Regions from separate parts of the Homo sapiens genome. Here region 1 is linked to region 2. Evidence: chromatin loops called from intact Hi-C (ENCODE). Cell type or tissue: dorsolateral prefrontal cortex. All regions are shown on one strand. Links, peaks and the distances in the headings refer to the core of each region. The heading gives the core; the rest is flanking DNA.

Region 1 (15,538 bases), core at 6,835-11,834, 1.0 Mb after region 2:
GGTTGCAAAGCTCTTAGCTGGAAGGAGCCGACTTCAATTGCAGGTCTACCTGACTCCAAGCCAACATTGACTTCAGGACTTAGATATCAGGTGTTCAAAAAAAGCTATGACTAGGGAATATACCCCTTATTGTAACATTGTTTCATTGAGAAAATAAGATGCAATTTGCATTGCCACCTCCTACCACATCTTTCCCCTTAACCGTATGTTCCTGTGTGCACCATTTGACACTGAAGGCTGATGGGTGGGCTGGAGAGCGAGGAAGGGGGTGCTGAGCAGATAAGTCAGATGCGTTTACAAAACTGAAGAGTTTTCTCTCCAAACATTAACACCTTTTAGAACATTTTAGCTATTTAAAAAAAAAAAAAAAAACCTGGCTCACATCTGTAATCCCAGCACTTTGGGAGGCCGAGGCGGGCAGATCACTTGAGGTCAGGAGTTCAAGACCAGCCTGGCCAACATGGTGAAACCCCATCTTTACTAAAAATACAAAAATTAGCCAGGCATGGTGGCCAGAACTTGTAATCCCAGCTGAGGCTGAGGCAGGAGAATCGCTTGAACCTGGGAGGTGGAGCTTGCAGTAAGCCAAGAGATCGTGCCACTGCACTCCAGCCTGGGTGACAGAGGAAGACTCCATCTCAGAAAAACAACAAATGAACAAAAAACCCTCAAACTATTTCTATTCAATACTATCGTGAAAGTTATAGAGAACGCCTATTCATTCAATATGTATTTATAGGGGACAATTCACTGTGGGGGAGGCACCAGGAGACAGCAAAGAACAAACCACTCCAGGTGCCTCAGGACTCATACTCTGGAGTCCAGAGTGATGCTAAAATCTGCAATGGCCAGTTAGGCACGCCCCAGGCAGGTGGAACAGATGGGGCTCAGTGCCTGCCTGGGTCCCAAGGAAGTGGACCCCTGGATAAGGAGGAACCCTATACCTTCCCTCGCGACACAGGGAAAGAACCACACATTCAATCACACGGATCCCCAAGACTGAAGAGAGATTTTGGCAAGTACTTTCCCTTTTACTACGTAGAACCAAACTGCCGAGTCCTGTGAGTTTGTGTCTGTTTTGCAGTTTTTCTGCCTCTGATTACCAGACTGTCAGCTGTCACTTCTGATGATCGCTGCCCCTGCACATAGAAGCACCTCTCTTCACTTCTAATTCACTCTGGGTTTTAATACAAGAGTGCAGCTCTTGTTGGAATGTAAGAGTCTTGAATGAGTCCGCAGGCCTGTAGGTAATGCAGGAATGCCTGAGATTTAGGGAAAACACTTTGGGGCATCTCTTCCGTCTTCTGGGGGAAACTTTTTGCTTCCATCCTGATGCTCAGAGCTGTGATCTAGATATTGGAACTTACCAGATAATATCAGGATGAATCCCAACAAAACTGAAATGATAATTTGAGGGCAACTCAGGCAGAGATGTTTTCACAACTTCAGAGGGCAATTTGGCATTCAGGAATTATAAAATAGAGCAAATGTGAAAAACAGGTAGCTAAACAAAAATGATCCCTGCAGCTTTTTCATTTATTTAAATTATCCTGGAAAGAAATAATTTTCCGTAAAACCAACCAAATGAAACTTTGCTGTGATCTCCCACAAACCACCTGGCCAGGTCCTACTGGAGTTTCCAAAAACAATGAGTTTTTACTTTTAAAAATGATCAGAACATTCAGTACTTAACACACAAAAAAGTAGCAACCATTCTGCTTGGCACCATTTAATCAAGTGTGAGTGTCAAATTCTTTATAGCTTCAAATTAACAACAAGGAACTGTAATTTTTGTGTTTGTTTGTTTAAAAGACCAGCCGAGATTTTTCTTTTTGCCTGTTTAAGCTTCATTTAATTCAAGCTCCAATCTGCCCCTCTTTGATTGCATTTCCAAATCCTAAATAAAAGTGATAACTCTTTCTGCCAATTGTAACAAACTGCTGGTGCCAGTTATTGCTTTTTGAAAAAAAAAAAAGCAAAACCAAAACCAAAAAAAAAAAAATCTTTTAATACTTAGCGGACAGCTTTATCCAAAAGCGGGGGGAAAACCCTGGCCTTTCAAAACCATCCAATATATTTGTAACAACCTCTTTACTGAGTTCATGTATCTTCTTTATTGTTCTTCATAAACAGGCTATTGGATCTCTCTAGCTTGCAATGTGAAAAATGAAAGAATTTCCTCCCATCCATGCCTCTCTTATCTCATAATTGTTTTGTTCTGAGAGGTAGGGAAGACCCATATAAATGTCTCTGCTATTTTATTTTGTCCTCTCCAAGCCCGTGCATGCTTTTCTCCGGGGCTTTTGACTCCTTCTCTTCTGTTTCTGCCTGAACCTGGATCTACTTACTGTTCTCTGCATCAAACCCTGCTAAATTGTTTGAGATTTCATTTCTGAGGGTGATGGAAGAGAGATAAGAGTCAAACGCATTTTAAAAGCCACTTTTTGGCATGTCTGTGCTGGGTAGTCAGAGGCAGAGGTGCTTAAGTAGCTGCTCACCTGACATCACAGAACACCTTGGCTGGGGTCTGCAAGGACATCCTCGTGCAGCGTGAGCATCCGCCGCCTCTCTGCCCCCTTCCTTCAAGGGGCCCTGCCCACTGGGCTTTCTTCGCCTCTGCTGCAGCTTCCAAGTTTCCTCTATCTCTCCAGTCTCTTCCATCCTCTCAGTCTTCCTCGTAAAGCTGATGTCTTCCAGAACAGGAATCACCCTTGTCGGGGACAGACAGTTCCAAGAGTCTGTTGAGGTGGGTCATTAGAGAGGAGGTGGGTTTTGTAAATGTGGTTAATTGTCCTGCAAAGGAAGAAGCTGCACACTCCAGGGAGAGGCCATGGAAAGGGTCCAGAGGAAAACAAAATAACTATTTACTAAACCCTGATTCTTCATTGCAACAGAGCAAGCACCTCAGACCAGAGGCCCTCTGCAAGCAGCCCTGAGTATTGAAGTTGTTCCATGTAAAGAATTCCATGAACGCTCATCAGTCAGGTTTTGCTGTGATAATGCTGGGTAACAAATAATCCCCAAATCTCAGTGGCTTCCAACAACAGATTATTTCTTTTCACTCACGGGTCTGCAGGTTGACTGGGGTTAGCTGAACTTGGCTGGGCTTGGACACAGTTTGTTCCGTGGGTCTCTTTATTTTGGAACTGCAACTACCTTATCTTATGGTGGGGGCAGGAGCACCAGAGGACAAACATGGACACGTGACCCCTCAGCACCCTCTCACCTTCATGCAGTGGTTGCACAGCCATGCCCAAAGTGAGCGGGGCAAATATATGCCATCAGCAAAGGAAGGAGTAACATCAAGTGAACATTTGCTCAATGATAATCTAATCTACCACCAAATGCTATACATGCACACTCACACACACTCTCTCTCACACACACATGGATCTTTACGGGCCCAGACAGAACTGCTTCAGAGAGACAATAAGTCTTATAAAAGAGGAATTGTCCACTCTTTTATCTCTCCCAGGTAAGACGACTTTTCAGAGCCCTACAAGGATATTTCGAAATTAGTTTCAGATGCAGAGACACTTCAGGCTGAGAGTAACTTTAAATGTCATCTAGTCTCACATCCTCCCCAAGAGAAGTTTCTAGTACCAGCTCCAGTGATGGCAAGATCACTTCCTTCAAGGCACCCACCATCTGCACACAAAATGAGTCTTCTCCTCCTACAACACGCAAGGCCTTGGATATCTGTGGACACCTCTTAGGGATCCCCAAGCCTGCCCTTCTCCAACAGAAAGACCTTGAGCTGCCTTTCCTCAAAGCCCATGGTTTCTAGCCACACTGTCCTCCAGGCACGTGCCATTTTTTTAATGTACTACTTATTCTGTGAACCTAGAACTGTGCCCAGAGATCCAGAACACCAACTGGAGTGATGGGTTATATGTCTTACCCAGGTTGAGCTTAAAGTCACCTAGAGCCAAGACGTTCTTACACCTGTTGCTCAACTATTCATCAATTCACCATTCATGGAGCACTTCTTATATGCCTTGCATCCCACTGGGTGCTGGGGACACAGTGCTGAATGACATTGACATGGTCCTGGTTCTCATGGAGAATACTTGGAGAGACAGATAATAAATAAGTAAAGAAACCAAATAGATGAAAACTGAAACACCTGCTATGAAGAAAAAGATCAGAAGATATGGGAGGAAGCGAAGCTACTTCAAATAATGTGGCCAGGGAAGGACTCCCCAAAGAGGTGACATCTGAGCTGAGACTGGAAGCATGGGAAGGAGGCTGACCAGGGAGCATGGGAGAGGGGCACTCAGGACCCTCACTGGGCAGGGGTCAGGCTCAGGGCTAGAAAGAGCCTGAGATGTTCAGGAAGCTGAAGGCAAATCAGGTTGGCAGGCGTGTGGTCAGCAGGAAAGGGGAGCACAAGGAGAGGACGTCGATCGGCAGCTCTGGTCAGCTGTGAAAGACGCACAGAGCATATTCTCAGTGCCAGAAGCCATGGGTGCACTTGAAGCAGGTGAGGGCCCGATGTCACTTGGATCCTGAGCAGCGTCTTCAGCATTCCCTGTGCGTGTATCTTTGCAGGTCTTTATGGAGGGGCAGCCTCACTGAAGAACTTCACGTTTGTCCCAACTGAGTTTCTCTTTGTCCATGTAGGACCCTGGTCCAGCCTGTCAGTGACAAGCCAGCCTTCTCTCCAGGCTCCCTGCCCCCAACACGGGAACAGCATTTGCTCCACGGCTTTCTCCAAGCCAAGAGGAAGCATGACGATAAGAGGGTGAACAACAGCCCTCGACGTAGAGAAAGTATAAAAGTCTGACAGCAGAACTTTAAAAGCAGAGACTTCAGTGGCCATGGTTTTCAGAATCAAACAGTTCATCTCACCCGGCAGCCCGCCAATGGCCGGGAACAGGCAATGCATCACAGGTGTGCAGGCCACACCCTCAGGGAAGGAGAAGACAGAGGGTCCATGCCAGGAGGCCTGCAGCCAAACGCCCCTGGGGTCTTGTCGTGCCCAGCCTAGGAGGACGAGGTCTGTGTGTCCTACGTCTCCAGGCCTCTTCAGCATGTCGTTTGGGACCACCTGCTCAGCAGACTGTGACTGTGCCAGGATTGCATCACCTCCGCCTTCTCTCTTGCCATTAACACGGGCTGCTGTGTAAGTATGGGCGATAAGGAGAGGGTGCGTGGAGACCAGAGGGCCAGTGAGGAAGCAGGCGGTCCTCAGAGAGCAGCTTGGTGGCCAAGGAGACTTGGGATTCAGAGCCCTGGAGATAAAGGTGGAGACGTCTGCACAGATGAGGCATGGGAGGAAGGGCTGCGGGCAGCTTGAGGCTGAGAGCACACAGTGAGGAAGGCTCTCTCGGGTACAAAGGGAGACACCGGGAGGCCCTCGAGAAGCTCAGCTGACCAAAGACACCCTTCCCAGCAGGAACTTTTCTTTCAGTGAGTGACCTCCCTTGAAGAAAAAGAACCCTAAGTGAAAGGGAGTCAAGACTAAGAATGGCGCCGAGGGCGGCACAGCTGCTGCAGAGGGCAGTGTGGGGGCGGCACACCTGCTGCAGAGGGCAGTGTGGGGGCGGCACACCTGCTGCAGAGGGCAGTGTGGGGGGGGCACACCTGCTGCAGAGGGCAGTGTGGGGGCGGCACACCTGCTGCAGAGGGCAGTGTGGGGGGGGCACACCTGCTGCAGAGGGCAGTGTGGGGGCGGCACACCTGCTGCAGAGGGCAGTGTGGGGGCGGCACACCTGCTGCAGAGGGCAGTGTGGGGGCGGCACACCTGTTGCAGAGGGCAGTGTGGGGGGAGCCCTGTGTCCTGGGGGACGGCTGGTGTCACTCTGGCACCTCAGAGGGACTCATCCTTTGGCCTCACGTCATGCTGTTCCCCTTCCTTCAACCTCGTGACCTGATCTGAATGACACACAGACTTCAGGGGTCAAACCCAAACTTCTGAGGAGGAAGAACCTCAAACTTATCATCTCCTTTACATTTTTCAGGGGAGGAAACAAGTTTTAAATCAGTATGTATACAGCAGACCCCCCTTATCCGCGGGGCATACGTTCCAAGCGCCCCAGTAGATGCCTGAAACTGCAAATAGTAATAAACCGTATGCACACACAGCTTTTTCTTATACATACATGCCTATGATAAAGTTTAGTTTATAAATTAGGCACAGTGAGAGATTAACAATAATAATGAAATAGGATATTTACAATAATATAGTATAATAAAAATTATGGGAATGCACCCTCTCTCTCAAAATATCTTATTGTACAGAACTCAACTATTTTCAGACCATGGTTGACAGTCAGTAACTGAAACTTCAGAAATCAAAACCACAGATTCAGGAGAGCCTGTTGCAGCGTAATCCTATCGTTAAAAGTACATGATATAGGCCGCCTGTAATCCCAGCACTTTGGGAAGCCAAGGTGGGCAAATGGCTTGAACCCAGGAGTTTCAGACCAGCCTGGGCAACATGGCAAAGCCTCATCTCTAATAAAAATATTTTAAAAATAATCCAGGAGTGGTGGTGTGCACCTGTAGCTACTTAAGAGTCTGAGGTAGGATGACTGTTTGAGCCCAGGGGGTGGAAGTTACAGTGAGCCATGATTGCACCACTGCACTCCAGCTTGGGTGAGAAAGCAAGACCCGATTTCAAAAAAAAAAAGTATCTTATATATTAATATAACAAGTATTTATGTGTGCATATATACAGAAGGGGGAAATGTCTGGCAGATATTTACCAACGGTTTATCCTCTTCTGAGTTCATTCATTCCTTTCAATACTTATAAAGACCTTCCATATTAGAAACTGTACTGAAACTCAGTGTCAAAATGTTATTAATTTGATATAACTAATTTAATTTTTTCTTCATTCCCTTTTTTATGTATATTCATATTTTCTCAGTTTTAAAGAATAATGATAACGCACCAAAGAAAAAGCTTCGAAACCAGGCCCCTTGGCCCCCAGGCAGACTCTCTGCCCACCTCCCCCGCTTCCTTCTCCCCAGCTCCTCCCCTCCAGGCTAGGCACCCTGTTTGAGAATCTTCAGACTTCTGCAGGAGCATTTGCACCTGAAGTACCTGTCCCATTTTTTCCCCTCTGATCCCCATGTCCCCTTGGAGCTCAGATGAAGCCCCACCTGGCCTCTCCAGGTCCCGGGACTCCCCAGCATTGGGGTCTGGACAGCTGTGCAGGGCCCCGTCATCTTGCAGAGGTGATATCGCTCTCAGTTCATGCAGCACCGAAGAGGCAGTAAAGGAGATAAACAGAATTTCTGCTCAATGAGTTGATGATAATAATAAATAAGGCCTTTTCTCCAAAGACTTGAAATCTGCTGGCTCATTTCAATGCACAAAATTATTCGTTTAAAAAATTCTCCCCACAGACTTGAAATAGGTGGGGGATTAGTAATCATTAACCCCATTTTGCAGATGGAGAAACCAGGACCCAGCGGGAGCTGGAGCCCACAATGACTGGCAAAGCAGGTGTCCTGACTCCCTGGCCAGTGCCCTATTTGGAGAGGGTACAGTCACAGCCCCAAGCTGCCACTGTAGGCACAGGACCAGAAAGCCATTCCTAGATCCTCAGGAGTCGATACTGAATCCACCACCCAGCTCGCGAACTGCTTCCTTCCTCTGACTCAGAGTTCCCTAAGGCCCAGACTAGCATCTTCTCTTCCCTTTCTCTATCCTTCCAAGACTGAGCAAAGCAAACACAAGGCCCAGAATCCCCTTCTGCCTCCCGCCTCCCCACTGAATGTGCTCAGAACAGGGTTCCCTGAAGGCCCCCGGCACTTGGGGATGGATGATGCTTGGATCAGCTGAACCCCGGCAGGACAACGTCTCTGGTCCAGGCACTTTTATTTTCCAGAAGAATCCTGCCCACCCAGGGAGACTGAGAGGCAGCCATGTGGCTCAGAGCAGGGAGAGGACATCCTTCTCCTGCTCTGCCTTTGACTGTCAGAGCTTCCAGCCTCCGGGTAACCATGGTAATCGGCAGCATTAACCGCAGCAGTGACAGGAGCCTCAGCAGGCCCACTCTGACCTGCTCCACTGCAGATGGTGCACCGCCGGCTTCCCGCAGCTTCGGTGGGGAGCTGTGACCGGCTGCCAAGCCCCTGCTGCACTCACCTGCACACCTGCTGCCTGGGCCCAGAGGTTGCAAAGGGTGGTCTGTTGCCCAGACCCAAGAGTCAATGCTAGAGAGATAAAGGGGCCTTGAACCTCCTGCAACCCTTCACAGGGCCTGGTCAAAAGAGGTCCAGGATGCAGTCCAAAAGCATAGTTGCCACGTCAGCGGAAGCTGTGGGCCTGGGCTTTTTCTCTGGACCCGCCACTTTTCCAGTCTTAGTCCCGACACCAAAGGTGGCAGCCATCCTCCAGTCACCTCAGGAGGCCAGCCCGACCTGAGCCAGTGAGGGCCTCTCATGTCAGAAATTGGGGCCATCCACAGTCATCTTCTGCTCTCTTTACAGGGCCATGCTGAGGAAGCCACAGCAGAGCCATTCTTGACCAGTTGGATGCTGCCACCCACCCACCCCACGGGGCCCATCAGCTCCACTGGCCCATGTGTTTCCAGGTCTCTGACAACAGCTGCATGTCCTGCCAGCCTGATCGTTCTTATTCCTGAGTTCCCTTCCCTCCTTTTAAGCACTGAACGAATCCCAGAGCTGAGCCCCTGCCCAGAACCCAGGGGTCTGTCCTTTGCAGCTCTGAGGGCCAGAGGGGACTGCACACAGGGAAACAAATCCAAGACCTTCTACATTTCTCAGGTCCTTGAGTGCTTCTCTCTGCTCCCAGCCTCCCTGCCCTCCAGAGGCCAGCCCCGGGTTAAACAGGGGTTGCACAGGCCAGAGACCGCATCCCGGATTCCAGACCCACGCGGCTGGAACAGGCTCCGCAAATTCTGCCAAACTATGCGAAGCATTCTTAGGTCCAGCTTCTTCTGAGAAATCTCAAAATGGAGAGGACAAAGGCAAAGACAGTGAGTTTCCCAGGAAGCCCCAAAGCCCTGGCTTCCGCCCAAACTCGTTTGCGGCCCTGGGAGTCCGTGGTGGGGACGGAGAACGACGTGGCACTCCCTCTAGCGGCAAACGTCTCGCACAGAGCCCGGCATCTCTGCGGCCGGAGGCTCGCCTGCCGCATGCTCTCCTGCCAGGGCCACGCAGCCTGCCCTCCTCTCCCGGGGAGGGGAGATCTGCTCAGCAACTCCCCTGTGGCCATGGAAGAGGGGCTGTCGGGTGTCGGGGGAGGAGACCCCCCTCCGGCCTCAAAGCAATTCCCAGCCAGGCCTTCACAGCTGCATCCTGGCGCCTGGGAGGGAGGTCACCACGCTGCCTTCTGCCTTGATTAGGCCGGTAACAGTCAGGAAAGCCCTGGGGCTCACCCGAACCGAGCTGTCTACAGACAAATCACAGGCTCGGAGCTGCTTCACCAAGCCGAGCACAGTCTCCTGTTTCCAGCACTGACTTCCCAGGAAGCCTGGCCGGTTGCCCTGCGCGGTCCCCTCTGGACCTTCTTCAGCCTCTGACACCCCTGCTAGGATTCCATGGTTGGCTCCTGTGCCCTCCACCCCATTCTTTGGGGACACATGTTCTTACGCATCTCTGTACCCCAGCAACCCGCACAGTAATTGTCTATTGAATTCATATAAGAATGAAGAAATAAAACAGTATTTGCTGTTACAAAAGATGTTTCTCCACACAGAGAGTTCTTCACCAGAATCCCCGGGAGGCTCTGCCTGCACCCAGGGAGCTCCATGAGGTCTTCACCGTGCTCCTCCCTTTGTTCCACCCTGTCCTGCCCCAACTAAACTTAGTTGCTTGAGGATAAAGGCTAAGTCTAATCCGTCTCTGGTCCAGAGTCCTGAAGAATGCTGAGAAACATTTAAGGGAGGGAGGAAGAGAGGGAAGGGGAAAGAGAGGGAGGATGGACCCTAATCAAAGTGGGCATTTGACACAAAGCCAATCTCCTTGGTCTGTTTAGCCAGTCTATCTGTCTTCAGAGAGCAAGGGTGCTCTTAACTCCATTAATTAATTAATTTTAATTGTAACAGTTTCACTGAAATATAATTCACATATCATTAGAATTTACCCATTTAAAATACAAGTCGACTGGGCATGGTGGCTCACGCTTGTAATCCCAGCACTTTGGGAGGCCGAGGCGGGCAGATCACCCGAGGTCGGGAGTTCGAGAGCAGCCTGACCAGCATGGAGAAACCCCGTCTCTACTAAAAATACAAAATTAGCCTGGCGTGGTGGCACATGCCTGTAATCTCAGCTACTTGGGAGGCTGAGGCAGGAGAATCGCTTGAACCATGGAGTCGGAGGTTTTGGTGAACCGAGATTGCACCATTGCGCTCCAGACTGGGCAACAAAAGCAAAACTCTGTCTCAGAAAATAAAATAGAATAAAATACAAGTCGGTGGTTTTGAGTGTATTCAAAAAGTTGCACATCCATCAACACCATTTCAGAACATTTTCATTACCTCCAAACATCCACTAGCAGTCGCTTCCCATTCCCTCCAAACCCCTCAGCCCTAGGCAACCACTTATCTACTCTCTGTCTCTGGATTGGCCTATTCTGGACATTTCATAAAGTGGAATCTTACAATCTATGTTGTTTTGTGACTGGCTTCTTTCACTTAGCAGAATGTTTTCAAGGTTCTTCCATGGTGTCCATGTATCAGTACTCTATTTATTTTTATTGCCAAATATTATGTGATAAATACATGGGTTTTTTTGTTTTTTGTTTTGTTTTGAGATGGAGTCTCACTCTGTCTCCAGGGTAGAGTGCAGTGGTGCAATCTCGGCTCACTGCAACCTGTACATGTTATTTTTCCCCTCATTAGTTGATAGACATTTGGGTTGTTTCCACTTTTTGGAATTATGAATAATTTTATTTTTATGATATTAAAAAAATTGTTTGAAGCTTTCCCTGCTTCCAAAGAGGATCTGGGGTAGTCTATCATAAAAATGGTAAAGACATAATAAAATCTTACACTATTCATATGGACATTAATATTTAATATTGAGCTTCCTTGGCTCACTGCAACCTCTGCCTCCCGGGTTCAAGCGATTCTCCTGCCTTAGCCTCCCAACCAAGTAGCTGGGACTATAGGCACACGCCACCACACTCAGCTAATTTTTGTATTTTTAGTAGAGATGGAGTTTCACCATGTTGGCCAGGATAGTCTCGATCGCTTGGGGTATCATGGTGGATAAGACAAATACAGACTTGCCCTTTGGAACACAGGATCCAAGGAGGGAGCATGGCCCTAACCAAGCGGACAACTTGGTATTTCCAAAATGTGAAGTGCTGCAAGGAAAAGGAAGAGGGAGCTGCGATGAGGAACCTCAAAGAAGGCAGAGAACATGCTCACATGAGTGGTCAGGGAAGCCCCAGGAAGGAGGTAGCTTGGAAGTTGAGACCCTAAGAAGGAGCCAGCCATGTAGTCAGAGGGAGGATGATATTTATGGCACAGGGAATCACATGAGCAAGAGCTCCAGGGTGAAAGGGAGCCTAGTGTGGTCCAGGAACAGGGAAAAGCATCGAGGCTCGACTGTGGGGAAAGGGCAGGAGGCACAAGACAGGGTCGCAGAGATCCACGGATGCCTCATGGATCAAGACAGGGAGCTGGAATTTTACTCAAGTACAATAGGAATTCAATGAGAAGTTTTGGAAAGGAGAGTAATGAGAATCGATTTAAGTTTTGAAATGACTGTTGTGTGGAGACTGAATTGAAAAGCAAAAGAAGACACAGGAAACCCTGCTGGGAGGATTTCGTGTGTCCAGAAGGGATGCCTCTATGGGATGGCGGTCAAGTTGGAGAGAAGTGAGGAGACTCAACATATATGGTGGAAGTAAAAAGAACCAGACTACCTGGGAAATTGCTTATGGGGCAGGAAAAAAACCTAAAGAAGAGGGAGGCATCACAGACAGCTTCCAGATTTTAGTTTATGGAACTAGATAAAAGACTGCACCAACTACTGAGGTGGAAAGAATGGAATGGGTTTGGAGAAAGATCCAGAGTTCTATTAGAGACACACCTGGCTTAAGTCGTGTGTGCAACACCCGCATGCAGCTGCCGAGCAGGCCACTGGATATAAGAGGCTAAAGCGCTGAGAGGAGGCCTTCCTGGAGATGCAAATTAGGGACTGTCAGAATCAGAGTGACATTTGCAGGCTTGGTTATGGAGGAGATCACCTGGGAAGATCTTTGAAGCTTATGAAGCGATCTTCCCAGGTACCAAATCAATAAGCCAGTTCTGCCCGTTTGGAGGGAGAAAAAAAATCCCAGATGAGTCTAGCCTTTTGGTGTGTGTAAATTAATGAGTTTGATGGAGCCACGTTTTCTCCAGTCAGTTATGGCTTTGTTTCCATGCATGCCCACACAGATACACAAAACAGCACTCATGACCCCCAAGGAGCCAGGCCCTCACCAAGTGGACAACTCAGTCCTTCCAAAATGTGAAGTGCTACAAGGAAAAGGAAGAAGGAGATGCAATGAGGAACCTCAAAGTGGGCAGAGAACATGCTCACATGAGTGGTCAGGGAAGCCCCAGCAAGGAGGTGACTTGGAAGTTGAGACTCTTAAGAAGGAGCCAGCCATGTGGTCAGAGGGAGGATGATATTTATGGCGCAAGGAATGGCATGAGCAAGAGCTCCAGGGTGAAAAAGAGCCGGGTGTGGTCCAGGAACTGGGAAAGAAGGAGACTTGGGCAGGCAGCTACACTCGGGTCAGCAAGGGAGTTAGCCCCCAACATGGGAAGAAATGTTCCGATCCAGCAGTTAGATTGTCTGTCAACAGGCTACCACTGCAGCAGAAATGTTGTTGTGGCACAACCACTACCAACCACCAATGCAGACTGCAGTGATGCTCTCAAGACTATTTAAGAAGGCGAGAGATTAAGCTACCTGGATTCACACTCAGCTGCAGAGGCAAAGGAAGAAGCTCCATCCATATGTCGCACCCCAGTCTGGGTGAGAAAGCAAGACCCTATCTCAAAAAAAGTATCTTATATATTAATATAACAAGTATTTATAGGTGCATATATACGGAAGGGGGAAATGTCTGGCAGATAATTACCGATGGCTTATCCTCTTCTGAGTTCATTCACTCCCTTCAATACTTACAAAGACCTTCCATATTAGACACTGTTACTGAAACTCAGTGTCAAATGTTATTAATTTATATAACTAATTAAATTTTTCTTCATTCCTCTTTTTATGTATATCCGTATTTTCTCAGTTTTAAAGAATAATGATAATGTACCAAAGAAAAAGCTTCAGGCTGGATGTGGTGGCTCACACCTGTAATCCTAGCATTTTGGGAGGCCGAGGCAGGTGGATCATAAGGTCAGGAGTTTGAGATCAGCCTGGTCAATATGGTGAAACCCCGTCTCTACTAAAAATACAAAAGTTAGCGGGGCGTGGTGGCAGGCACCTGTAATCCCAGCTACTTGGGAGGCTGAGGCAGGAGAATTGCTTGAACCTGGGAGGCAGAGGTTGCAGTGAGCCGCAATCACGCCACTGCACTCCAGCCTAGGCAGCAGAGCGAGACTCCATCTCAAAAAAAAAAAAAAAGAAAAGAAAAAGAAAAAAGAAAAAGTCTCGAAAGCAGACCCCTCAGCCCTCATCATCCTCATCGTCATCCTCATCACCATCACTCTGCTAATAAAAAGCTTGTTTTGTCCACCAAAACCTACAGAAAACTTCCCAAGTTTTATTTTTCTGGAAAATCAACATTTACTAAAGAATTTGCTCAGGACCCCCTGAAGAAAGATAGTATATTGCTGTATTTCTGAGACATGATTCTATTTTTTGATGATTTTACCAGAAAACCTGGGTAAAAAATAAAAGACTTCTCAAGAATCCCATTCCACAGGTAAAGACAATGCTAACTTCTGCTGTTTGTGAACGGGGTGACTTGGCCTTCTCTCTCTGCCACAGAGACCCTGTGATGGGGGGAGTGTGGGCTGCCAGCACAAGCTGAGCTAGGGGAGGAGAAATTAGCAGGGATTTGGCTTTGTCCAGTCGTTTCTCAATGATGAGGGTGATTCAGATATACAAGAACTAGTGTCAGTTGGGTTTTAGTTTATGGAGGGAAAGAAAGATGCCATCCATTACCCAGTTGTCTGTTATTGATCATGATGATGGCCCAACGCCCAAGGTGGACGGCAGGAGCACAGGGAAGAGAGGGACACCCTGGCCTCATCTCAGGAAAGCCAAAGCACAACGGAGGCCAAGACGGGGCCCAGCAGAGCCAGCAGCAGAACTAGCCTGCGAGCACTTAAGGCCAAGTGCTTCCGAATCCAGCATGGCAGGCAGGAGTCCTGCGGGGAGGCAGCACTGCAGGATTCCAGAGGCAAGCCCCAGAGGGGTGAAGACCTGGGGTTGAGAGGGCCCTGGATGATTCTGAGAGAGGATGGAGGGTGCATCGCCAGCAGGAAGGGGCTGAGCAAAGCTCCAAAGCTGGAAGGTAGCGGTGCATTTTGGGGCAGCAAGGAGAGCAAGGTGGGGAGGGCCCAGAAGGGAAGGGTGGGACACAGCAGGTGGAACAATGAGGGGAGCGCCCGGAGGAGGGACAGAGAGGAGCAAAGGCTCCTGTCCTCAGGCAGAAACCCATCTGACCTGAAGCCATGTGGCTGTATCTTTTCCACCCTAGGACCCCACCAGGAGCCCCTCAACAGGCCCAGATGAACTCTGTTCTGACTCCACATTCAATCTTCAAACACAGGAATGTGGCCATAGACAAACTGGTTTAAGTTTTAATGTAACCCGCCAAACCAATTCCCAGGGAGAACTGATTCTTATAAAGTCTTGGCATTTACCACCCACTATTCATCTTTATTTTAAAAGATCCTAAGAAGTCCACAAATTACAGGGTGCAGAATACCTCAGGCTCTATCTGTTTACTCATGGGTTGGCCCTAAATTAACAGAAACTTGTTGTTTTACTTAAAAACATTCTGAAGAGTGTTCTTTCAGGATTTCCTGGCTTAACTGCATGTAAAGAGAGATTCAGAAATGAAAATAGTAAATATGAAAACTTATCCATTACTTACCAACCCAGTCTTTGGCAAATTTCTATTGTAAGTGGGCTGGGCCCCTAAGAAAAGCTGAGGCTGGAAAAGTGGCCTGAGGCCTTGAGGTCACTCCTGTGGCTTGACTGCAGTTTATGCTGTGGCCAAGTGGAGAAGGGAGATGGCCCAGCCAGGCACAGCTGGGGCTTCAGAGAAGTCATCCAAAGTCCAGGGGGCTTGTCAATCAATGCTGATTGACACTGATGTTATAAAGTGCCATGATATTCTAGAAGTGACATGGAAAAAAATGGAATTACTTTGGAAATGTAATTTCACTCAACCAGTTTTTTTCCCTTTTCCCTGAATCTCTTCTTCCAGACTAGAATAAAAAAGTGTGCTGCCCAGAGAAGGTGGAGGAGGACAGTGATGAAGGTCACAGAGTTTAGAAGCAGAATATGACATAAAGATGCTCCCAGCTAACCAAAAACAAAATAGAAGATCCTTCCACTGCTAGTGGAAGAGCCAGGAGAGAGAAAATGAAAGGGAA
Region 2 (15,538 bases), core at 6,858-11,857:
TGGGGGTAGGAATTAGCTGACACAGAGAACAGATAACGATACTAGGGAGCTGTAGGGTGAAATGTGAAGCTTTGTAAGAAGAGTAAACCAGGGATTGACTGTTGTCCTTGAGTTTTTTTGGCCTTCCTCTGTCCGGGGGTGTCAGAGGTTTGAAGCATTTGAGTTAAATGACCGAGATTGACGTTCTGTCAAATAGGCAAACCAGAGAGTTTTCTAAAAAATACTATATTTGGGTGAAATCTTGATGAAACAGGTAGAAAATATGCTGTTAGGGAAGTACAGAGTCAGACCACCGAAACCCCTAACTCCGGTGAATTAGTGGTTATTATATGTGGAGGGAAACATAAACTTTGTTAATACTTTCCCCATCCACTGTGAAATATTAAAACTCAGCTGTGATGTAGCATTTAACTGCACATCGAATCAAGAGTCCAGTAATAGAAATTGCCTTTTTGCAGTAGAAAACAGGGTTAGAAGCAAACCAAAATAACACATAAAACAGATCTCCATGGAGAAAATTGAAGGCTGTTTCTAGCATGTAAAGATCGAGGATGCAATTCTTGTTCTGTGAAAAGCTTTTTTCCTGGGGTTTTGAATTTTCCTCTTGATTATGTGTGGAATCAAGGGGTGTCTGTGTGATTGCACCCATGCCTGCCTCTGAGGAACAGAAATGGGGCAGACACAGACAGATGGTGACAGGCTCATTTTTAAGCCCAACCAGCAGGGAGAGAAGTCAAGAACGGAAGGCAGATCATACAGTTGGCACTAAATTTTCATTTCCAAATTCTACATCCTCAACTGGCTGAAACTAAGTTTACTTTACTGCTAAATGATAAATTCAGTAAAATAAATTGTAAAAATGAGTCCTTTTATTGAACTAACTAGCTAATTTTAAAATTTTTAAAAAATCATTCATACTCAGTGTTAACAAGGGTACAGGAAAATGAATGTTCTCTTGCACTGTACTTGATTTGCAAATTGGAACTGTCTCTCTAGAAAACAATTTTATATACAAATCAGTATTTATAATGGAGAAGAATGGCAATCTACTTTCTCAAAAGTAGAAGACTTCCATATCCATTACAGCACATCAATACAAATTAGGTTTTCAACTAATTTTAAAGACAGACGAAACTGATCATGATACCATGTTTTGCAAACCAAATGAGATACAAATCAAATATCCAGTATCATTCTCATAGATGGATATAGAGTGAGTTTTTTTTTCCGAAAATGCCTGACACACTCAAAGTGTTATCAATTATAATCTCTTAGAGTACTAAGCAAGGAGTTATTTTATTTTTACTACTGCAGCACATTTTTTAAAATTTTACTTTATAATATGTATTATTTTAGTGAAATGTGTTTAAAAACAATATATTTTCTCCTTTTTAAGTACAAATCCTTTTGCATCTGCCAATGCATTTTTCAAAGTACATCCCTATGTTATCATAGAAAAAGAATTCTCCTCAGATAGGAGAAACACGTCTATATTGGTTTTGTAGAGTCTGGGCTTATAATCCCTTTCTTCTACTGTGTGATATGACCAGAGGTGGATGTCAGAATCAGGATCACAGCCTATAAAAAGTACAAACACATATTGCTCCATCTCTCAATTACTTCAACTCTCCACAAGACAAGGTCCACAAGAGAATAATGGCCAGATATTCAAGGAGTGCCCTCCATGGATATACTCTCTAAAACACAGATGTCTGCAAATGGATGTCCAAAGAGAAAACAGAAAAGAATCATGATACTCAACTTGCATAAAGTGAATCTTTGATGACTCTGATCAGAGACTCTGACTACTATATTCTATTACCTTCTCAGGTCATTGAAAGCCTACTATAATTTTCTGAAGGCGTCTTACTCCCTTCCTTCTTGAATCAATACATTCCCCTCAAAGACTCAAATCAACTAAAGTTTTATAATACTTCTGCTTGTATTTTCACTCAATTTTGTCAGTTTCTGCATATACATTCATATGACTTTATACAATTAGTTTGCTTTTCTACAGACACTTTTCTATGTGCACATTCTCCCTCCCTTTTTTTCTTTTTCTGTTTCAATTCATTTAATCAGCAAAACAATCTTGTAAGGCAACTAATATTATTAGCTCTCGTGTGCCTAGGAGAAACATGGGGTAGAAGGAGACTAATTTTCCCAGGGATGAATAACTAATCTGTAGTGAAGTTAGAGCTCAAATTCAGGCACTTTAGTGCCTAAGATTTTTCCTTTACCCCATTACTGTATACTGGCTGTACCTGATATCTCTGTGCAGATGTTTTTTCCTTACTTGGTTCAAATGTATGACAATTTATCAGGCCTCAGAAAAAAGTCTGATCACAACCCAATATGAAATATGCCTTCCCAGGTTAGCAAAAATGATTTAAAATCTAGAGTAATGATCCTCAAAATACTTGCAGATCAACTTTTAGTTTCGCCTGTAATAATATGAAAACTAGACTAGACTTTTGTAATCCCCATCTCCCTGCAGATCTACTGAATCATAATCTCTGGAGATTGAGATATATATCTCCATCTCCATCTCCAGAGCTTCTATATATATATATATATATATAGTCCACAATAAAATATACTATATATAGCATATTTTATTATATATCTTTTGTATATAATATTTTTATTATATATATGTGTGTGTGTGTGTGTGTGTGTGTGTGTGTTCTACAATTGATTCTCATGCAGACTGAAGTTTGCCACCCATTAATCAAAGGAGTTGAGGGCATTTCCTTCTGGACCACTTGGATGGGCATAAACAAATAAAATAAGACTGTATAATCAAGGGACAAACAGATTCTTGGTTTAAGATTTCATCCAGCAAGTGTTTAATATCAGGCCATCTTCGCCTAAGGTTTTGAGCACTTTCCTAATATTGACATGCATTACTTTAGGACAATTTAAGTACACAGGTATGCACTTTTTTGGCTGGATGTATGAAGAGATGGATGCAATTTTTCATATTTATCTTTGGAGGAAAATATATATAGCATCAAATCTGGAAAACATTAACCATGTTTTTCATCATGCTTATTCTTTTTTGTCAGAAAAAGAACATACATATATATGATGTTACTGATACTTCCCTTTCCATTGTTTCCTGAATAAATCAATAGGCATTATTCTGCACACTTATGGTATTGTGGTATCAATTTTGTGGTGTGGTGTGGTGGATTTGGGGGCCTTTTGCATTGCCATGGTATTGACAGTGAAGTCTACTGAAGCAGTCATTTCTTCTAGTCGTTTTTAGGGTAGTTGAGAATATTCTGTGAAGCCTGATTAGAACAACTGCAAATGCAGTTTTGTCAACAAGTAAAATAAGACACCAAAAGACAGTCATAGACTGTGAAAAGAGTGCAGTCCTTATGTTTGACATGTTTGAGCTATTCGAATCTTGATCCATCACTTCAACTACTTTGACCCCTGTTTCTTCATAGTTAATAGAGTTGGTTTCTATCTAAGTTTTCTAATAGGGCCCTTCTATGTTTGAGGACTGTTGAGTTCATCTTGGCTACTGTCACTATAAATCTGAAGTTTATTTCATTGTAGAAACCTTATTGGTCAGTAGTTAGATCAAGAGACTGTAGATTTAGAAGTTTAGAAATATTATCAATATGAATACTTTGACTCGTTTAAGATGACGCCTGTGGGAATGTTTTCTAATCAGCTAAGTAAAAATTATTTGGCCTGTGTAAGGCTGCTTTCTTTAGTCAAGACAATGAGGAATGGTTTCATCACTTTCCCGAGAAAAGAAGGCTTTTGCATGAAAAAAAATTATGACATACTCACACAGAAATTGTTCATGGGGCACAATTTTCAAATAAAACGCTTATTATATTGATAGACATTGAAATCGCTGCTTGTTGAGCAGGGACATAAATATCCATTCTGCCCAAAACAAATTTAGCAAAATCAAAATATATAACACTAAGAACATTTCAGCTTTTCTCTAACACATGGAGCCAGCCTTACGTGCCAACCCGATTCTATCACCTCTCCTCATTAAGCTCGAAAGCATATTTTGTGTTGCTTTGAGCAGCTCCTAAAATTTCTTTGTCTCTTCGCACAGCACCATAAAAGTTCCCACCTGACAGATCATAAATCGTTCTCACAAAGCACTCTGTCCCCTGGTGTACACTGGCTACATCCTATTCTCCAGATACATTACTAACAGCATTTATGCACTTTTGCACAAAACTTAGTTTCAAGATCTGGAAAATGCTTGACCCTATCCTATCAATTCATAGCAGGGAATGGCCCACTTTTGACAGAGCATTTATTCACACTGAGAGTGAAAGGAGAGAAGGTTTTCTCTGTGATGAAACATATTCAGAACGATAAAAGTTGGGTTATCTGAAGTCAAGGATACCTAGGCACGCAAATATGACCTGGTTATTAGGACTTTCTCACACACTCTAGGACCCATATTGGTGGTATCTTTAACCCTGTCTCTAGATGACATTTAGGCTATGTAATTTGTATGTCACTCTAGTATTTGTACCTTCATTCCACAAGCACTTTTTTGAGAACCTACTAGATTCTGGACACTTTGCCAAGTGCTGTCTCGAATAGGGACATAGGCCCACCACAGCTGCACACAGATTTGTGAGTGGTGCCTGCAGCTAGGCAGGTATATTCAGTGAAGTGTAATAGAGGTGTTATGGAGCAAGGAGAAACTTACCTTGTGGGAGAGAAATAGGAGTCAGGAAGGCTTTTACAGAGAACGTGAAATGTAAGCAGAAATTTGAGATCTGAATGGAAGTTTCTTAGCTGGTTTTTGGAAAGCAGATAATATATAAAATGTGCACAACTGGAAAAGTGTATTAAGTGGCAAGCAGTATATACAGATAGTGTGTGTGTGTATATATATATATATATACACACACACACTATGGTGTAGTATATAAGATGGCAAGCAGTATACATATACTATAGTATATAAGGTGGCAAGCAGTACCTATATATAGATATATACACTTACATATATATGCACACATATATATACACACACACACATATATATATATATATATAGTATATAAGAATGTCAAGCAGTTCTAAATGAGTGTAATCCATGTTCTACATGGTAAAGAGGAGGTGAGGCAAGAGAGGTTCATATAGTCATAGCCCAGAAGGCTGTGGATGTTAGTACAGGAGCCTCCCCTTTATCAGCAGTTTTGCTTTCTGTGATTTCAGTTTCCTGTGTTCAACTGTGGCCAAAAATATTAAATAGACAATTCCAGAAATAAACAATTGATACATTTTAAATCACATGCTTTTCTGAATAAAGTGATGAAATCTCGGGCTGTTCTGCTCCGTCTCGTGTGGGACGTGAATCATCTTTTTGTCCAGCATCTTTATGCTGTATGCGCTACCTGTCACGTAGTAGATTTCTTCGTTATGAGACTTAGTCATGGTATCACAGTGCTTGAGTCCAAGTAACTTTTTTTTTTTTTTTTTTTTTTTGAGATGGAATTTCACTCTTGTTTCCCAGGCTGGAGTGCAATGGTGTGATGTTGGCTCACTGCAACCTCTGCCTCCCAGATTCAAGCAATTCTCCTGCCTCAGGCTCTAGAGTAACTGGGATTACAGGCTCCTGCCACCACGCCCAGCTGATTTTTGTATTTTTAGTAGAGATGGGGTTTCACCACGTTGGCCAGGCTGGTCTTGAACTCCTCACCTCAGGTTATCCACCTGCCTTGGTCTTGCAAAGTGCTGGGATTACAGGCATGAGCCACCGTGCCCAGCCAAGTAACATTTTTATACTTAATAATGGTCCCAAAGCACGAGGGTAGCGATGCTGGCATATTGTTATAATTGTTCTATATTATTATGTTATTGTTGTTAACCTCTTACTGTGCCTGATTTATAAGTTAAATTCTATCACAGGCATGCATGTATAGAAAAAAACAATACACATATAGGGTTTGGTATTATATGAGGTTTCAGGCATCCACTGGGGTCTTGAAACACATATCCTGAGGATAAGGGTAGACTACTATATAAATAGCTTTAGCTTTATTTCTGTGTTAATGGAAAACAAGTGAGGATATGGCATAGGGAAGTTAAATGGCCAGATGTTGACACTCTTACTTTATTGACATTTAATTATTGATTTTTATCAATAATATAAATAACTACAAAAATAATAACCAGTTTGATAGATTGCAAAAATGGCCACAAATTCTCTCCGTCCCTGTACATTTGATCCTTTGCAAAGTGCCTCTTAAGCTTCTCCCATCCAAGGTGTAATGAGTTTTTCTGTTCATATAGTCTGCTTTGTGATATCCTTTGTCAATGGGAAAATAGCAAACATGCTATCAAAGATTTGATGTCTTTCATAAAGAGGCTTGCACTCACTTGCTGTTCTTGAAAACCTCAAACTGTGTATAAAGCAGTCTGGGCCAGCCTCCTGAATGATGGCAGACATATTTCCCAGTCATCTTGTGGCTCTGCCTAGCTGCCTGGTAATAGGCTGACATGTGAGTGAGGCCATCCTAGATCACCTAGCCACCACCCCAGCCATGATGTGACCTGACAGCTGATTATAGAAATATCGGAGAGAGACCAGGAAAGATCAACTCAGCTATCTCAGACCAGAAAAACTATCCAATCAACACAAATAATTGTAAGTTAAATAAATGGTTGTTTTAATCCACTGAGCTTTAGGATAGCTTAAAAAAAATTGACACAACAAATAGCACTATTAAATACTGATAGAATTACAGTGACAATTTGAAAACTTTTATGTGCATTACCTCATGGAATTTCATATAAAACCTTATGAGTTGTGATTTATATCCTGGTTTTATGGGTAAGGGAAACTGATCTGTAGCCATTATTTTTGAATACTGAGTAAAATGAGCTACAGAGAAAGTCAAAGAAGAAATCCAAACTCAACTAAACTAACAAACCGAAGACTGGAAAGAGAGTAATTCCATGATTGGTGATGGTGATGTGCGATCCTACAGAAAATCCATTTGCCTCCAGAGATTTTTTACAAAACTATCTTGGCAGCCTCTGTGAGACATATCAACTTTAAAAATTATTGTGTACCTGGCTTGTAAACTTAATTTCTGACTAGGTTCAGTCAGGAATACAAATGAATGGAACAGAAGCATGTTGGATATAAGAAAATGGGGTACAGCACAATGCTCCTTTTAAAGTAGAAAAACTGCCTGAGTGCGGTGGCTCACACCTGTAATCCCAGCACTTTGGGAGGCCAAGGTGGGCGGATCACCTGAGGTCAGGAGTTCGAGACCAGCCTGACCAACATGGAGAAACCCTGTCTCTACTAAAAATATAAAATTAGCCGGGGGTGCTGGTGCATGCCTGTAATCCCAGCTACTCAGGAGGCTGAGGCAGGAGAATCACTTGAACCTGGGAGGCAGAGGTTGCGGTGAGCCGAGATCATGCCACTGCACTCCAGCCTGGGCAGCAAGAGTGAAACTCCATCTCAAAATAAATAAAAAACATAAAAAAATAAAGTAGGCAACTTACATCTAATTGTTGTCATGCAAAATGTGGGTCCAATATTTTCATAACTTCTAAGTCTTTAGAAAAGCAGGAAATCTGGGCTTCATGTGAAATATTCTAGCACAGTTGACCCTTGAACAACATGGGTTTGAACTGGGTGGGTCCAGGTTCACTTACAAGCAGACTTTCTGCATCTCAACCATCCCTGAGACTGCAAGACCAACCCCTCCTCTTCCTCCTCCTCCTCAGCCTTCTCCACGTGAAGATGATGACAATGAATAATTTTATGATGATTCACTTCCACTTAATGAATAGTAAGCATCTTTTGTTTTTCTTATAATTTTCTTAATAACATGTTCTTTTATCTAGCTTACTTCATTGCAAGAATATATTATATTATACATATAATAAAAAAATGTGTAAATCAGGTATGCTATTGGTAAAGCTTCCGGTCAATAGTAGGCTATTAGTAGTTAAGTTGTGGGGGAGTCAAACTTATATACAGATTTTTGACTGCATGGGATGTTGGCACCCCTAACCACCATGTTGTTCACAGGTCAACTGGTTTTAAATAATTGTAACAAATTCATAGCAACGTAAAAGCCAGGTGTGATAAACTGAATGTTTGCATTTCCCCAAAATTCATATGTTGAAGCCCCGAGCCCGAATGTGATGATAGGACGCAACTGGACCTTTGGGAGGAAATTAGGTTGAGATGACGTTATGAGGGTGAAGTCCTCATGGTGGGATTAGTGTCTTTATAAAAAGAGGAAGAGACACCAAAGCTTTCTCTCTCCCCCAGGTGAGGACACAGCAAGAAAGCAGCCTCTGCAAGCCAGGAAGAGGGTCATCACCAGAACCGTACTGTGCTGGCACCCTGCTCTCAGATACCCCGACCTCCAGAACTGAGAGAAGTAAGCATTTGTTGTATAAGACCTGTCGATAGCATTATGTTCCTGTAGCATAAGCTGACTAAAACAGAAGGTGCATCACACACGAAACATCTTTGCTAGCATGTGGCTGGTGGGCGTCCAGTTTGCGATCTTGAATCAATAGCTTTGAAGAAGGTAGTGAGGATAGGTTGGCCTGTTGATTTTGTAGCTACTGAAGTCGCCAGCCTCCTTCTAAGTTCAGTGTAGGACTGCTGGTTCCACAGGGACAGTTTACCTGGAGGACCCGAGTCCATTGATCCAGATTTTTACTTAAGAAAAAAAACCACCATTTGGGAACCATCTTGGCACTAGAAATGGTGAAAACCTAGCACCTCTGGCTACTAAGTTGTACCTTCAAAGACTTAGCATTGTAAACCTTTCCTAGCTACGAGCCAGGAAACATTTGGGAATCCTGATCCCTCAAAAGTTCTGCCTTATAGCAACTAGTTTCCTCCCACTGCCTAACATGCTAGAACTTCTTGGCAGCTTCATCATCTCCCTCATTTACTGTGAAAGCATGTTCAGTTACTCTTGGTTGTCGTTCATTTGGTTCTATCCACACTTTCCAAAAAAACTGCCTTGTTATTTTCTTGGAGCTCTGCCTGTCTCCCTCTAGATGGTTCCTGATGCTCTGATTTGTTTGCATCAGTGAGAAAGCCACGGAGCTTCACTCCTCATTCCCTATCCCTGCAGGGTGCAGAAGGACAGAGGCTTGTAAATTAAGCCTACATTTAGTGAGATCTCCTGCAGGTCACATTATGGCCAGCAGAGGGCAGCATTGAGAAAGGCCAAACTGCCACAGCTGGGACCACTCAACTCCAATGAAGACCCCTGACTTTATAAATTTTATTGTACCTTTTACCAACAAATCTTACTTTCTCTTTGATACCAGCCTGCCTGCCCTATGCAGGTGACAGTGGCAAATGGGCCAGAATTTCAATGTCTTCTTTGTATTGATTTCCATTTATTTTGATCTTTACAGTCTTTTCTCTTTGCCAGAGAAAGTTTTTGACCAAGGGAAATGCGATTTAAACTCAGCTTCTAAGTTGTAGCACTTTAAAACACACAAGTAAGTAATAAGACAAGTGACAGATAAGGGTCAAAGAGGACTGATCAAGGGTAAGTTGTAGGAAACCACATCAAGGCAGAATTTGGGAGAAAAGGAAGCCCTCGTGTGCAGGTCCGTTTTTCCTCTCTGTCTCAGGCTCTGAGAATAATTGTACCTTTGGACAAGAGAATCTGGCTTTGCATAATTTCAGCTAAGGAGCTCAAAAACTACAAGATTAAGCCAGGTTACATTTTTGAATTCACTCTGATCTGTGCAACAGGACTAGAAACATAAATTGTGCTTATAACACCTGTTCCAACACCTGCACCTTGCTTCAGTCACTGCCAATAGTTCAGCTCCTTTAGACATAAGGTCATGCCTTTCTTATTCCAGCTTTTGCCACTGTACAAAGATGTTTGAAATCAAACCGATTTTTTTGAATCTAGTATCTGTTGTGAATTTTTCCTAACGTTGTTTTCCTGCTTAATTCTTTACATATATTATTTTCTAAAATTTCTCATTCCTGTGTCTAGCTTTTTTCCTATTTTACCACTCTGCCAGTTGACTTTTTATGGCCTATCAGGGAGTTGGCTGTTCACCTACTTATCACCTGGATGTGCCCCACCTTAGACCCCAAGGCCTTTTTCCATCTCTTTCCAGGTTTAGTATTCTTGCTCTGCTGCCATTTTAACGTGATATAAGTGTGGATTTTTTTCAGTTATTCTTTCGGGGTAGAATGCAGTAGATCACATCAAGTCAACAAAGTTTGTTTGCAACCGCTAATAAAAATAGATGACTTATATATACCCTATTTTAAAAGACATGAGAGAGCTGCAAAATTAATGAGGACCAAATGAATTAAAATTCAGGGAGGAGTTAACTTGGATTTTTGATGTGTTGAAATTCACAGGAGATTTTTCTCCCTTGAAGGTATTTTTCCATTCTGGATGAGGGCCAATAATCAGACTTGGCAAAAGCTGAGGGTGTCTACTAAAGGAAAGAGAAAATAGTGTTTTTGTTTTCTTTTTTTTTTAATAGACAGGTTGATAAAACAGATTAGAATATAGTAGAGCCCCCAAACACACAGTTGGTTCCTCCCCCGGGCATTTGCTGAATTTGTGGTGGCATGGGAGTATGGGTATCTAGATCAAAAGCTGCTAAAAACAGCAAGAAATCTCTTATGGTCTCCCAGTGTTTTAAAAACAAAATCCAACCAGAAGGAGTCAACCTATGACTAGTCTCTCCTGAAGAATTTGAGTAGGAAACTAAAGAACTAAAACTAAAACTCTAGAGGGTAGTAGTGAACCTCTCTGTTTTCCAGAGCTAGGTCAAAAGCCCAAGGATGCCATATTCTACAAACAGATATAACTCAAAGGTGAACAGAGCCTTACGGAGACCACATCTCAAAAGAGAACATGCAAACCCTTGGTTGTAGTGATCAGTTGCTCATTATCTGCCGACAGATTAAACATTCCCTGGGAGAATATATCATCATTTACACTTTCTGTGGTTCTTTTTACCTTAAAAAATCACAAACATGAACATGTTTAAGAGGCAGGACAATGTATCTGAAAATCAAGAGAAAAGGTGCAATGGAAACAGACTTGCAGATAATCTAAATAGTGGTTTCAGGTGACAAAGACTTTTAACTGCCTATTTTAAACACATGAATCTTCTTAGGGTTTATTGAGCTGCTTTGGTATCTGTCAATATTTCTGGAATTGTTTTCAACTGTTGTCATTTCAAATGCTACCTTTTGCCCATTGTTGGCTCTAGAACTCTGTTTAGATATATGGCAGTCTACCCTCTTTATGTTGAAGTCTTGAAGTCCAGTCTTATCGCCCAGGAATAATGCACCTCTCAGAAGAAATACTCTAGATTGTTTTGATGAACTGCATAATGACCACCTAGCACACACCCACATAGCTGTGAAAACATGTGAGTAATGGGCCTTCTCCTCTCTTTGAAGATGACCATGAATGGAAGATGAGAGAGAAACCACTGCATTGAGTATTATAGTTTCATTTTCTTCACTCTTTTATTTTCTAAATGCACTAGTTGCTGATCTGCCTAGTTCTGCAACACACTAAAGGGTAAACCTGGTGATAGATGTGGGAAGGTGAGGGGGTGGGGGAGGAGGGGTGTTCAGTGGATTTTCCCAAGGAAAGTCTATGCATCAACAGTAGCCTACCCAACTTAGAAAAAAACAAAACAATAACAACAACAAAAAAAAAACAAGAAAAATGAACCCCCAGCATTTTTTTGCCTAAGCAATACAAAGGAGGCCACTGGCTCACTATTTCAGGACAGGAGAGGTGCAGCATGAGGTCACATCAGCTTAATTGGAGAGTACAGCTTACCCCTGGAAAGGGGTACACAGGTGACCTACACAGCAATTTCTTCAATATCACTGGTGTTAAAAATGCCAACTTCACTTTGACTTTCATGACACATGCTGTTCCTTTTCCTGCAAGGGCAAAAATTTGGAGCAAAGTGTTATAAACAAGACCCTTTTTCCAGGATGCTCCTGCAAAAGTGAACTCATGGTTGCTTTAGAGTTGAAAATCGCTCTTCAAAGAGGTAGTCTATGGAAATCTTAGAACTGTCATGAACGAAATGGTCTTTTCATTGGAATATACTAGAGAGATTATTCAACTCACAATGATGGGATTTTTCTTTATGCCACGTCTCGTGATGGCAGCCACATTATCTAGCCTGTATTCTGCTCTGTGAGGATCTTGGGTTTTATGCAGACATTTATGAGGTGAGACAGCAGAGGGCTGTACCTGAGGACACACAGCTCAGGACAAAGCTCTAATTTGCCTGTTTACATTAATCAGCAGGCAGGAGAAGTGGTTTATCAAAGAGGCAGCCCTGCATTTCCTTCCCTTTCCATACCTTTCACACTTCCCATAGAAAATGCTCCTCCCCTGGTTGCAGCTTTCTGTAGCCAGAGGGCCCTGTGTATCCTTTCTCACCTTACTTTGTACATCCAGCTGAGCAAAGTTTATTATTCTGTTTTATGTACCATAATCTGTCATGGCTGAGTTTGTTATAACAAGATCTGAACAGATGGGGAATGGTTTGCTCAAGAATTACTTGCATATGAGTGACATATAGAAAAAAATTGGAAGCTGGAATGCAATCCCTGCAATACAATCCCAAACTCGTTATCCTCCCCACAGGATGCCCGTGTATCTTGCCCCCACATGAAGGTGTTAATGACTATTCCAAAGACCTATCAAGGAGTGTAGTCCTCTGGTAGAGAGCATACATACAAATAAAGGAGTCATACAGCACCAGAGAAAGGCAGCAACAATTTTTTGTCATAACTTGTCTTTCTAGTACATAGTTTTTTCCTGTCAAGTGACACATACTTGAAATACACAAACACAATCAGTTAACAAGGGAATAAAGATACTGCAAATAAAGCAATTTCCTTAGAACTGGAAAATCTCCAGAATTGGATAGATTCTTATCAGCATTTGATAAACTTTTTTTTTAAACACCTACTGAGTCCAATTTCGTAGTCCTCCGAAGTTCTTGCTAAGCATAACAGAGAAGATAATCAGAAATCCTTGTGCACAATATGCTGCCTAAAAGAGTATTAAAAAAAAAAAAAACAGTTCAGGCAATGAGGGCGCCATTAATCCTCTAATCCAACTGCCTGTATTTCTGTTGATTTCAGAAAAAAAAATGCCATATTAAGTTGTTAGTGCCCTCTACTCCAAAGAGATCATACAAATACATTTTAAAAATCCTTGTCTGCACAAGTTCTCTGTGGTTTAGTATGTTTTACAGTGACTGCTCAGTTAGATCCAGCCTGAAGCCATTTCTACATTTAAAAAACTATAGCATTAACTATATGATCTTTCAACAGCATTTATGGTCAAACTACATATTCTCTGCAGGACCTAAAATAACATGAATGGAGAAAATGAAGAAAATAAAGAGAAAATGAAATTTTACTTTTTATGAGATTCTTTCATGGGCTCCTCCTTTTGAAATGTACTATGTCTTTTAATCTACTTACCCACATCTTAGGCACTTTTCATCTCTGTCAAACCTGCTCTGAGATCTTTTTTACATATCAAAACTAGGGCATCATTTTTTGCCAGTATCTCAAAAGTTAACACTTGATTAAACTAAACCTCTATTGTCCTTTTCTGTTTTAGGTGAAATAGTTTCTTCTGTACAAGTAACATTGATTTCTTGAAGGTTAAAAACCATTGACTTTCATCTTCTATAGTTAACACTAAATATCATGAAATAAATAAATGCTAACTTCCTTAGTTAATACTTAATAGTAGAAGATCAATGTTTAAATTTCCTTTCTTATGGCCAATTTATACCACACCTCCTGAGAAACAGCACAAGGAATAGGAAGCTGTTTACTGAATGATTAGAACTCAAGATTTTTCATGAGTTGTGGTAACAGCAGATTTGAAGGTGTACTTTCTAGATATCGCACTACTCCACAGGTAGCTTAATGTCTTCTGAAAAGTTGAGCTTCAAACTTAGCATCCTGAAATTTTAATTGGTGCTCTACACTCTGAGTTCAGCATGGTTAGAAATCTAGAGTTTTAACACTGGAAACTTTCCCCACTGTGACTCACAAACGTTGCCAATCACATTCCAAAGCTACTCTAAAAAATGAGTCACCCAGGTAATGACACTTAACATTTCAACAGCTCCTTATCCCTGTTAGTTAATTATCCTGCAACACAGAAAATGACAATGGTTCTTATTTAAGAGGAAAATGAATGGTTTTGCTAAAGTTGAGAAAGTTGGTGAAATTGGACCCTAGAACACTGGGCATTTTGCCTCATATATCCCTGAGGGGATACATTTGCTCACTTCTTCGTTCTCTCCTCCCTAGCCATGCTAGCAACAAGAACTTTTCCCCTCAGCTATGCTGGCCTCTATTTACCAAGAATTCGGCAAGTATTCTTTCTTCAAACTTTCATCAAACTTTTCTTGCATTGCTTCCATGAACAAAGTAAATGACAGTGAGCAATTGAGGAGCATCAGACCAATGATTCTCATCTTTGCCTAAAATTAGGAAAACAATAATGGCTTGAACAGAAGAAGCAGCTGAAGGAAAACCGCATAGGGCCTTGCTGGTTTCCCACCAAATCTTTCACCTACCTAAGCACTGTCACTTACTCATCAACCCACCATCATCACCATCCCCATGGCTACACACAGGCACATATACACACCATGAATTACATATCTAGGGCTTTCAAAATGTGCTTTAAATATACATACTTAGTATCATATTCTTGTATGTTTTATAACTCACTTTTTTCTTAACAGTATGCATTTTAATTTCTCCAGAAGAGAAAGAGAGAAAAAGGGAGAAAGAAAGAGAGAAAAGAGGAAAGAAAGAAAGAAGAAAAGGGAAGGGAAAGGAAGGGAAAAGAAGCAGGAAAAAAATAAAGAAGAAAGGAAAGAAGGAATAAAATTTATTTATTTCAAATGCTCTAAAGTACTGTGAGACTGTTACATTTTATTAATTAAACTTAGTGTCCTGATAATTCATCATTAGGCTCGTTCCAGGTTATTTTCACAATTGCATACAATGTGTCCATGCTGGATGTGATGCGTGACCTTTTTATTCCTGCATCATTTATTAGTTTATCTTTACCTCACTGATTTGCTATTTTGTAAATAAGAAAATTTTATGCCGTTATCTTTTTAAATATTTCTTCTTCCCAGTTCTCATTTACCTCATGTTTTTGAACTATAAGGAGTGTTTTGGATCTTCCTAGATATCTTCTGTCTCTCCTAACTTCTTTTTTATTTCTTCTGTCTCTTTATATTTTAGGCTACATTCTTGACGATGATTCAGATCTATGATCTAGTTCACTAACTTTTTCTTTAGCTGTGCTATATTTCCATTTAACTCATATTGAGCTGTTATTTCTTTTCTTCTTTTTTAAATTTAACTTTCTTTTTTAAAATTTCAACATTCATTGTAGGCTTGGGGGGTACATGTGTAGGTTTGTAACATGGGTATCCTGCACCCAGGTAGTGAGCATAGTACCTAATAGATAGT

The links. Hi-C counts contacts between places; a loop is a spot of excess contacts. Peaks named below come from ENCODE experiments on the same cell type or tissue, not always from the same donor. Only the 100,000 strongest peaks of a DNase experiment are listed, where the experiment ranks them.
Region 1: a loop joins it to region 2, with 8 times the contacts of the local background. A loop is called at or near these places in 19 of 110 quality-filtered maps.

What each region holds. Positions count from the first base shown.
Region 1 is chr2:23,342,649-23,358,186 of GRCh38, forward strand. LINC02923 (long intergenic non-protein coding RNA 2923) reads right to left here. Exons shown (of 6, transcript NR_187213.1): 6 at 14,796-15,277. Among named protein-coding and RNA genes, the nearest start is that of KLHL29, 35 kb to the right of the region's middle. RefSeq lists enhancers at 3,679-3,738, 4,786-5,479. In dorsolateral prefrontal cortex, for the core only: CTCF peaks have their summits at 9,067 (motif pointing left) and 9,275; DNase peaks (open chromatin) are centred at 7,553, 7,873, 9,033 and 9,363; H3K4me3 peaks cover 816 bases; H3K27ac peaks cover 760 bases.
Region 2 is chr2:22,346,818-22,362,355 of GRCh38, forward strand. No RefSeq gene overlaps it. Among named protein-coding and RNA genes, the nearest start is that of LINC01884, 180 kb to the right of the region's middle. RefSeq lists an enhancer at 12,331-12,910. In dorsolateral prefrontal cortex, for the core only: CTCF peaks have their summits at 9,193 (motif pointing right) and 9,400; a DNase peak (open chromatin) is centred at 9,184.